Linked DNA regions of Homo sapiens: region 2 is linked to region 1. A link is an interaction called in ENCODE POLR2A ChIA-PET data of the cell type or tissue named here. Cell type or tissue: Panc1. All regions are shown on one strand. Each heading gives the region's core, and the rest is flanking DNA. Links, peaks and the distances in the headings are about the cores only.

The links. Peaks named below come from ENCODE experiments on the same cell type or tissue, not always from the same donor. Only the 100,000 strongest peaks of a DNase experiment are listed, where the experiment ranks them.
Region 2: POLR2A ChIA-PET joins it to region 1 with 16 read pairs; 2 of 35 experiments call an interaction of 5 or more read pairs at or near these places.

What each region holds. Positions count from the first base shown.
Region 1 is chr6:147,110,406-147,115,841 of GRCh38, reverse strand. The region is part of intron 4 of STXBP5-AS1 (STXBP5 antisense RNA 1); the gene reads left to right. Among named protein-coding and RNA genes, the nearest start is that of LUADT1, 46 kb to the left of the region's middle. In Panc1, for the core only: no CTCF peak of the experiment used is centred there; no DNase peak of the experiment used is centred there; H3K27ac peaks cover 2,621 bases.
Region 2 is chr6:147,388,314-147,393,749 of GRCh38, reverse strand. It overlaps STXBP5 (syntaxin binding protein 5), which reads right to left. Exons shown (of 28, transcript NM_001127715.4): 28 at 3,277-5,436. LOC124901421 (a long non-coding RNA gene) reads left to right here. Exons shown (of 3, transcript XR_007059802.1): 3 at 1-5,052. Among named protein-coding and RNA genes, the nearest start is that of SAMD5, 120 kb to the left of the region's middle. In Panc1, for the core only: CTCF peaks have their summits at 2,432 and 2,632; no DNase peak of the experiment used is centred there; H3K27ac peaks cover 384 bases.

The sequences.
Region 1 (5,436 bases), core at 231-5,230:
GCATAAATATCAGAGTTCTAATCATTTTTCAAATGATGCTTACAAAGTAATAAGAAAAAAACTCAATTTTGCCTGTTGAGAATTATAGCAGAGGTGCTTGACAACTTCCTTGGCATCTTGAAAAAAAATTGTTGTAAAAAATTTTTTTCTTGAAAAAAAAATTACAACCAGGTAGAAAGGGTTTCACTTAGTAGCTATTATCACGTGCTATTAACAGATATAAAAAGAACAACCATATTTATTTCTTAGACGGTCACTAAGTACCAGAAAAGGAGGCAGAGGGTGTGTCCTTAAGCTGTAAGGTATTTCTAAAGTTAGTGCTTTGGGTGGGGAGTGGGCATCATCTTCTTCGTCATCATAACAATAATAGCAAACAGATAGCATACCAAGGTAGTAGGCAGTATTATGAACAATCTACATGTCCTAATTCATTTACTCCTCATGGCAAACCAAGGAGGTAGAAACTATTCATGTCCTTACCTCACAGTTGAGGATACTGAACCACGAAGAGGTTAGGTCACTTGTCCATGATGACATAGCTACGCAGGAGAGCCAAGAATAAAACAGCTTGGCTCCAGAGTTTATGCTCTTACCCCCTACCCTAGATGGCAACATTTATTAGGTCATATTATATGTCATGTCACGCATTATGCTGGGCATTGTGAGGGGGGAGATAAAACTCATTCAAGGGATTTACAGTTGAACACACATGTATATAATCTGTCTCCTTCCTACCTTGAGAGGTCATTTTCAAAGTTTCTGATGGTAAGGAAAAATTTCCCCAACTGCCCATGATTTATGTGGATTTTTGTTAACAAAGAAACACTGCTCTCCATGAATGAAGTGTCATGAGGATGCTCTGAAAGTTAGAATGAAGTCTTAACAACCACTCTGCCAATGACTGTGTATTGAGCACTTCCACAAAGCAGGCATTGCACTAAATACTCGTATGTAGTCTCACAGAATACCCACAACTACATGAGCCAGGACTTTAATTAGAAAGAATCACCATCTCCAGCCCCACTCCTGCATTTGTGCTTTTGGGTCAGTTTTGTTGGATGTACTTCTACGCAGCATTCTTGCAATGTGCCTTGAGTCACAGGGAGGTGAAAGATATTCTCTTGTTGGTTTCATGGTTTCAGCTGTAAGACATCTCTTCTTACATAAAACCCAGAAATCATACCCCACACTTAAGATAGTCTGTTTTTATGAATTTTGTAGGGGAAAAAAGCCAGCTAATTTCTACACTCCTCTGATCCTGTTATTTTCATGATCACACTTCCCTGCATTTCCTAGTTTCAGTTAGGGCTGAAAACAATGTGCCAAATTGCAGGAGTGTCTATTCTCAGAGTGCTTCCCTCTCCGCAGACAGAGAGGAGGTGGCTCTTCATCTCACCCAGATCCAGAGGCTCATTGGACTTCTTGCCATCCATTAGATGTAGTAGACTCTTAGAAAATGAGCAAGCTTTAGAAACCTACGCAGAATTTGAGGGCAGTACTTAAAATGAACTTCGAAGACATTTAAAGGTTTGCCTTCTGATGCTCTTTTCTGGCTTCAGCAGCTAGAACCATGAAATGTTAAATTGGACAACACTGGGTTATAAATATCCATGATTCATATTTGAATAGCTAAAGATTTCATCGTAATACAAACAGTTCAGTTAAACTCTATGTGAAATGGTGAAAAGACCCCAATTATGAAGACTGTCTCATCTGCAAAGACCCATCTTTAGCTGTTATAAAACCCCAGTGTCAGTATTTGATAACCTTGACCATAAAGTTTGAAGAACATTTCTTTCTCTCTGCGTTGCCTCCTTATATATAAAATGTCTGCACAGGTGCAAAGAATACTAGACAAACAATTGAGAGAGAGGAGCTAAGGTGAGGACACTCTTATTTTATACTTTTGTGTACTGGAATTTTTAAAAAACAAATACATTTTACTTTTGAAATTTTAAAAGTACTTTTAAAATAAAGAGGTTGCCAGGTAAGGTGGCTCTCACCTATAATCCCAGCACTTTGGGAGGCCAAGGCGGGTGAATGACTTGAGGTTGGGAGTTTGAGACCAGCCTGGCTAACATGAAAAAACCCTGTCTCTACTGAAAATGGAAACATTAGCCAGGGGTGGTGGCAGATGCCTGTAGTCCCAGCTACTCTGGAGGCTGAGGCAGGAGAATCACTTGAACCCAGGAGGTGGAGGTTGAAGTGAGCTGAGATTGCACCACTGCATAATCCAGCCTGGACAACAGAGTGAGACTCCATCTCAAAAAAAAAAAAAAAAAAAAAAACCAAAAACAAGTAAATTGTTTTAGATTACTCAAAAGAAAAGAAACATATGCCTCCTTTGTTCTTTGTTGAGAATAAAAAACAATATTCTCAGGGGGTGTTAGCCGTTCCCTCTCACAGTCTTAACCTTCACTTGAACAAATGCCTAAATTTGCATAACCAGTTACTAAAATAATTTTCACATTAAAGCAACCATTTTTAAAGTGTCCTTTATACCTCTAGTTTCAGTCCAAGATCACTTATTGCCTTTAGTTGTCATTTCTCTCTTAGACTCATTTAATTACGAATAGTCTCTCATTCTTTTTCTCTTTCTCACTAAAGCAACCATTATTTACCTGACATACTACATGACAAAATAGTTTTAGAGTGATTTTATAATTATACTTTTCTGAAGCTGTGCTTTTGGTTGCCAAAAGTCAGAACTGCCAATCTAACGTGTATTTTTATATGTAAGAAAAGACTAAAAATAGGTGATTTTTAAAAAGTTTGTCATTTTATTGTGTCACCCTTAGTAAAATTATAGCTCCAGAGCAGATACTATAAAAACATTTTGATAGGGCAGTTTTCTATTAGCAGTATCATGTTCTTTTAATGTAAATATCAGAAATATCTGGATTACCGACACAATATAAAAGAAAAAAGGAGGCTAAAGCCTTTGGCATCTTTAAATTAAATTTGTTTCTCGTGATTACAGAAATGCAAGAACACATATGATTTAAAAAAGAAAAAGCAGTTGTTATCTATAAAAAGTTCCTGGTCTTCTCTGCCAATGTTTGGAGACAGTTTTAGCTGGGAAAAAAGTGAAGTTTATCTTCACAGCATCTGTTCACCTTTCTTTTCCCTTTCGTAAGTTGCTATTTCTGTTTCTGGAATATTTATGCATCCATGCTCTCTTTTGGAATGCTTCTGATAACCTCATTTCCACTTAGATGTTCACATCTGATAGCCTGTTGTTTTCTTTCCAGGGAATATATTTTTAAGTAAAAGGATTAAATCTCTAATGGTTGACTATTGAGTACAAGGGAACAGGGGATAATCTGGGAGAAGGTCATTTCCCAATGCCTCAGAAGTGATAAAATGAATATATATATATTAATATAAAATAATTTATATATATATAAATTAGAGTGTGCTTTACCTATCTTGGTATTCCAATAAAACACACTTTGAGAGAAAGCATATGAGTTGAATGCATCTTCTATGTATTAAATCCTGGTGATAAAATTGTCTTTTCTTACATTTTATTTTTGCTAATACCATTATTATCGTTTTAAAGTTCAGGTTTTAGCTTACAATAATTTAGAATTACTCTGAATTTAATTTTAAAAAAAGTAGCCCAAAAAATATTTTATTTCAATATCTTTGTATTTAAAACATCCAAAAACTTGGAATGGTTAAAGCATCTATTCTGAAACATTAAATAACATTAATAATAACCAGAAAAATATTAAGAATGTACAGTGTGCCAGCACTATGCTAAATTATTCTTATGGATTATGGTTTTTAATATTTGCAGAGAACTGTAGGTTGTGGGAATTATTTCCTCCTTTCCACAGAGGAGAAACCTGAAGCTTAGAGAGTCCAAGCAATTCGTTCAACTGTTAAACCAGAAAGTGGCAGAATCAGAATTTGAACCTTGTTCTGTTTCCCTCCACAGCCCTTCACTCCTAATTGTTACACTGTAGATCTAACTACATGTCTTGCCCATCCTTATTAAATGCCACCTGTGTACCAGGCACTGACCTCAGATACTTATATACATTTTCTTTCTCTTTTAATCATGCTTAAGTGGGCTGTCCAGTTTTACACAGCTTAGGAGTAGCAGAGCCAGGGCTCAGATCCACGTCTTATGATTTAAAGTTGAGTAGTGTTTCTAGCACAGGAAGCTAATCTCTCAATCAAGCCAAGTCTGATATAAAACATGGAGAAAGTTAGAGGTGGGATCTTCAGTGACAATCCACTCCAAAAACTTTCGGCCTACCTTTACAACAAAGAGAAGTATGCAGTTCTCAATTGTGCACTTACTGAGCAAGGCATTAACGTAAAGTCATAACTAAACTTTATAGTTGCCATGCATAATTTCTAAATTAAATATTATCCATTCTATATTTGAAACAATTTAGGTGAGGATATTTTGTTTTTAGCTGCTGGAAACTGATTTACTCAATGTTAAACTTTAACTGTTTAGGGTACTGTATTTCCAATAATGAATGAGGAGCAGGAATGTTTTTGTGTAATGATACAATTGATGCAGGGCAGGCAAGCCCCAAAGTGCAGCTTAGCCTGCTGAGTTCTTGGCTTTGCCCAGGACAGAATTCAAGAGCAAGCCAGAGGTAGAAGAACAGGCATTACTGAAGAGGCAGTGATCCGCCTGCTTCAGCCTCCCAAAGTGCTAGGATTACAGGTGTGAGCCACCAAGCCTGGCACACAGTGATTTTTAAACAGTCACACTTTCCAGGCTGGGTGTGATGGCTCACGCCTGTAATCCCAGCACTTTGGGAGGCCGAGGCGGGTGGATCACGAGGTCAGGAGATCGAGACCACCCTGGCTAACACGGTGAAATCCCGTCTCTACTAAAAATACAAAAGATTAGCCGGGCGTGGTGGCGGGCGCCTGTAGTCCCAGCTACTCGGGAGGCTGAGGCAGGAGAATGGCGTGAACCCGGGAGGCAGAGCTTGCAGTGAGCCGAGATTGTGCCACTGCACTCCAGCCTGGGCGACAGAGCGAGACTCCATCTAAAAAAAAAAAAAAAAAAAAAAAAAAAAAATCACACTTTCCAATGCAGTTTAAAATGTTATCTAATCGTCACTGTATTACATTCCTAGGGCTCCCATAACAAAGTACCAGAAATTGGATGACTTAAAACAACACAAATTCATTGTCTCACAGCTCTGGAAAACTAGAAGTTTGAGATCAACGTATTAGCAAGGCCTTGTCCTTTCTGAAGGCTCTAGGAACAAACCCTTCCTTGCCTTTGCAGCTTCTTATGGTTCCCGGCAATCCCTGGCATTCCTTGGTTAGAGCTGCACAACTCCAATCTCTGCCTCCATTTCCACACGGCCTTATTCCCCTTGTCTCTGTGTGTCCTCTCCTTTTCTTATGAGAATATCATCATTGGATTTTGTACCCATCTTAATCCAGTGTGACCTC
Region 2 (5,436 bases), core at 188-5,187, 280 kb before region 1:
ATTAGTGTGTTTCAGGCACAAATTTATAAAGATAAGTCTTGGCTCTCTAATTCACTCTAGTTCAAAAACAGCTTAAATAAGAAAGTGAATATAAATTTGTAAGAGGAATTAATGCAAACTGCTCTAAAATTCCAAACTAGCATTTAAGTAGTCTATACTTTCATGTATATATTATGGCATAACATTTATAAACATATTCGTGACAGTCCCACTGCATGGGAACAAATTTGAAAAAGGATGGGTCCTATTGCAGGTTCTACTCTCTGGCCCAAGGGTTCAAACGTCAGAGGGTGTGAGGGGCAAAGTGAGGCTACAACGGGAGTGAGGTTAGGAGGGGATACCCCCTTCGGAACGTTTTAGAAATATGTGTGACTTGTCTTTGTTCTTCTTGTGTGTAACCTCAGCATTTGCATATTGAAATACTTTTTTAAAAATTATAAATTGCTTTCATTTCATATCTCTGGCACATTAGTTCAGACACTATGTTGATTTTTAAAAATTGAATGTATAGGCAAGCATATTATCTATAATTTCATTACCAGATAGTAACGGAGACATCTAAACCATGTGATACAGAGAAGACACTGCTTCTAGGGCATTGCTCTACATCAGGGTTCTCAGTAAGTGTGGTTTGCAGACTGGCACCTTCGGCATCAGCTGGGAACTTGTTAAGATACCAATCCTCGGGCCCCACTGCAGGCTTACTGAATCAGAAACTCTGGGGATGTGATCCAGTGATGTGTTTTCACAAAAGTTGTGTATCCAGGAGATTCTGATGTTCAAGTTGGAGAACCACTGCTTAGACTAATGGTATCTGCAGTCACATTGTTATTAAAGGAACATGGAGGTTTTCACTTTCTGAAATGTGTGGTCTTCTAACTTTTGTACTCATGCAATGCTGTAATTTCTGGGCATCTTTGATCTTGAAAGCTAAAACACCTGGCTGGGTGTGGTGGCCCATGCCTGTGATTCCAGCACTCTGGGAAGTCAAGGGAGGAGGATCGCTTGAGCCCAGGGGTTCAAGACCAGACTGGACAAGATAGTGAGAACCTGTCACTACAAAAAAATGAAGATAAAAAACTTAACTGGAAGTGGTGAGGCACATTTGTAGTCCAAACTACTTGGCAGGTTGAGGCAGGAGGATTGCTTGAACCCAGGAGTTCAAGGCTGCAGTGAGCCATGATTGTACCACTGCACTTCTGCCTGTGTGAGAGTGAGACTGTGTCTCAAAAAATAAAAAAGCAAGCTGGATAAACACCCTAGTGAAGCAGCAGTGTGTTCTATCCAAACATACTCCTGCAGTGCTCTTGGGAGTTACAATTCTCAGCCTCAGCACAGTATTTCTTCCATGTACTAATGTGTTTTGCTTTATCTGCTGATATTTTGAGTGTCTGGAGGTAACAAAGAGTAGGGATGGCGTTATTGTATTTACAAACATTATTTACAAATCTACTCAGTATTTAGGAGGGGCCCTGGGAAACAGAGGGATTGCATTATTTCCCTGCTAAATGGGCAAAGAAAAGTAGTTAGCTAAAATAAAACATACTAAAGAGTAAAGAGAATTGGGGTGAGAGGCATGGGGGGCAGGAACAGAAATGAAATGGAAGCAGCAGAGAGAAGTGGAAAGAAAGGTTCAGAGTCGAACTCAGCCCGGGAGAGATGAACAAGGAGGTCTCTTGTTTGGTGGGACACACACACACACACACACACACACACACACACACACACACACTCTCTCTCTCTCTCCTTAATAACTTTAAATGAAGTCCTCAGACTCCCTTCCTTTGCTACTAACAGAATATTCTATTTTGTTGGAACCTTGTTAAATATGTATCTTACTTTCATGCTGTTTTTGAAAAGTTATTAAAAAAAGAAGCTATGGGGTTTTGTTTTTTAAAACAGTATAAAATCATATAAAATGACTAAAACTAAATGTTAGAATATTTCCATAAGTTTAAAGTTAACAGAATATACATTATTGATATTAAAAAGACAGACTGAATTTGAAAAAAATAAAATGACAGGTAAGTATTTTCTTATTTAAAAGATGTTTTAGTCTAAAAAAAGCATTTTGAAAGCTTTCCTTAAGGTACCTAGGACAAAACACTTTTGTACAAAAACTGAAAAAAGCATAAAAATGGGGCAAACATACAATTTTTAAACTAATGGAAGAAAATCAGAATCTTCCTGTAAACTCCTAGAAAATCAGAATCTTCCTGTAAATTCCTATGAAGGGTTACAATGACAACTTAAATTTTTATCTAAAGCAGTGGATAGCACTGTACTATTTACACAGCACATACCCAATATAATGTTCTTTAAAAAGGCATGACCGGAGACATGAAGACAATCTTCAGTTTTTAAAATTTTATCACTTTATGCCTCTATTTCCTAGAAAGACACTGAAAAATTTTTTGATAATAAACCAGATCACTCTACCAAATGATTTACATAACTTTATAATACCTTAGGAACATATTATCTGTTCCATATCTAAGAGTGTTTAGTAACTTTCTGGATAAAAAAGTATCATGAAAATTATCCTTTGGAAAGTCTATGTTTTTTTCCCATGTAAAATTGTACTGCAACGCTTCTTGCTAAAGGCTCACACAGTGAGACGAGACTGCCACCATGTGGGATAAGCATGTGTCACAATAAAAAATATATATATTTCAAAATCAAATAATCCTTCAATGTAATAAGAGAACTACTACGTCTTTTATTCTAAAACACAACAGAAACAGTGGTAAGTACTGTTTGGTCTTCTTTACATTTTTCAAGATTCATTAATGTGATACTCATTTTTCGTACAAGTAGTTGGACACTGACACTCTGTGGAAACTATCCATATCCTTGCTACTCAAAGTATGTTCCAAGACCAGCAGCATCTATATTAGCTTGAAGCTTGTTAGAGATGCAAAATCAGGCCACACCTCAAATGCAATGAATCAGAATCTGTATTTTAATATGATCCTCAGGTGATTCGCGTACACACTAAAGGCCAAGAAGCATGCACTCAGATTTCATTCCTATTCCTTAACTCTCACCCTGTCTCCTTTACTCTCAATCCACCCAACACAGGGGTAGGTGTTTTTCACCAAAAACTCCAGATAGTCAAGAAAAATATAGTTGGTATTACCTGAGTTATATGATTAGCTTCACTTTCAGTAAATGTGGGAATCTATTTTTTTAATCAATTATTTTCTTAGGTTATTAATAGATTAATTCCATAATTCAGAAAAAAATTAGAACAAATTTTCCAGGAAAAAGGGCTTGTTTAGTTTCAGGAGAGATTAGAGTATTTTATTTTGCCCAATCAGAGCCCTTCAGCATAAAGAGACATTCATATACATATATATGAACATTTTCCAGAAACATTAATTAATTTATAATACATTTTTTAAAATACCAGCTTAACGGTATTTATTTACAAAAATATTTCATTACCTAATTTTAAACTTTTTGCTGTGATGACAGTTTGTAAAGTACAGGAATGCAAAATAACTACAAAGTTTAACACGTTTTTAGTGTTTCCAATAGTGCTTTTCTTTTTAGATGAAACAATACACAGATTTTTTTTAAACCGTATTTCAAAATGCATATTCCAGCAATTACCTTTGAGATAGTTACTGGGACTGAGCAAGATTAAATAAAAAGTGCAGCAACTGAAAAACACCTGCAAGTTACAGTTTAAGGTATACACAAGCTAGAGCTCTATACCAAGCATGCTTGCCCCTGAAGTGGACAATGTTAGAAAAACTTAATCTTGCTCTTTTTCATATTGTCTTTTGGTAATGCATTTACAATGAACCAATAGTATAACTAGAAAGCAAAAGTGTTTTTCTGGTTCTAACTATCATGTGGAATAGAGGTCACACCTAAAGTATCACAGTACTATTTATTTACAAAAAAAAAAAGTTAAAAAAATTAAAACAAGATTTACCCTCTTTGCATTGCTTTCCATTGCTATGTTGATTGTATTTTCAACTCCTTACACTGTCTTCAGTTGAAGCAAAGTTTAGACAATACAAAACAAATAGCAAAAGTAAATAAACAAAAACAAACAAAACCAACTACCAAATAAATAGGATTCCATTGCCATTAACCTATATCCATTTGAAATGCCTGAATCAAACAACCTACAATAAATACTGGTTTATTTACATGTCATACACTATAAAATTTTAAACGATAAGCCTCATTGTAAAATACTGGCAAAACTGACATTCATGATTTTTCTGATGTAAAGAATAAAATAAAGAGACCACTTACATGTAGCCCTGGACTACTGTACTGAATTTGTAAATGAATTGTGCCTATATTGTTAAAATTAATTTGACTGTATTAATAACTGAAGAAAGCAATGTTATAACCCTGGTAATTGGGAAGTTATTAAAATCATTTAATTCATCTGAGAAAGGTAAGCCAGTTTTCCCTTTTTTTCTTTTTTTGGTTGTTTTTGGTTGCAACAACTGTTTTCTGTCTACAGAACCTTTTTTAAAACTTCGGAGGCAGTAGTAAAATCATTAATATTCACAGGAAAAATAATTCCCATAGCACTTTACAAGAAATTGATCAGAGTGATGAAAAGTGCAATTAACAAAAGCTGTAAACAGTATCTTCACATTCATTTTCAAATGAAAAGAAAAATCTGTGGGCATAAATTTCAATCCAAGAGAACAAATACCCTAAAAGGGAAAAGAAAAAAGAAGGACATTTAAGATATAGGAGTGCTTTTTTCCCCCCAAAGTAAATACAGATTAAAAAGTCTAAGAATGTTGATCAAGTATCAAACTGATAAGGAACAAATTCTATAAACTACAAAATAAAAACCTTCATTGACAAAAATACATAAACTCTGTTTTCATTTTTGGAAATTTATTTTTAAAAAAGGTAGAAGAAAATACCTGGAAAACTATTTTAAATATATATATATATATCTATATTTTAAAACAATAGTTAAGGTAGGCATCCAACAGCAAACTGAAGCTATTGAGAAAGATCTTGCAATTATTGTTGTGGGCATTTTCCCCCAAAATAAAATTAATATTTGAAAATGCTCAATAGAGGGTTTTTTAAAGCATAGAAATGATATCTTTCCTGTTCATGTGTGAAGATTTTTAAATGATGTATGATTTTTTAAAATTAATTGTATCTCGATATGAGATACCAGTATTTCTTATTATAAGCGTAAAACATAACTTTTTGTATGGATAATATACATACTTTTTAAGTACTTTGACTTAAACTTAACAAGTTCACCATTTTAAAATTAAAGTACATTTATAAAAATTCCATTTTAAAACTAAAAGTATATTTTCTAGCAGTATGTATAAATATAACATGTTACTGTATGATCTTAAAACAAATCTGAAAGTGTTGCAATAATTTAAGACCAAGAACACTGAAACATACAGCAGATTATTTTACTATTTT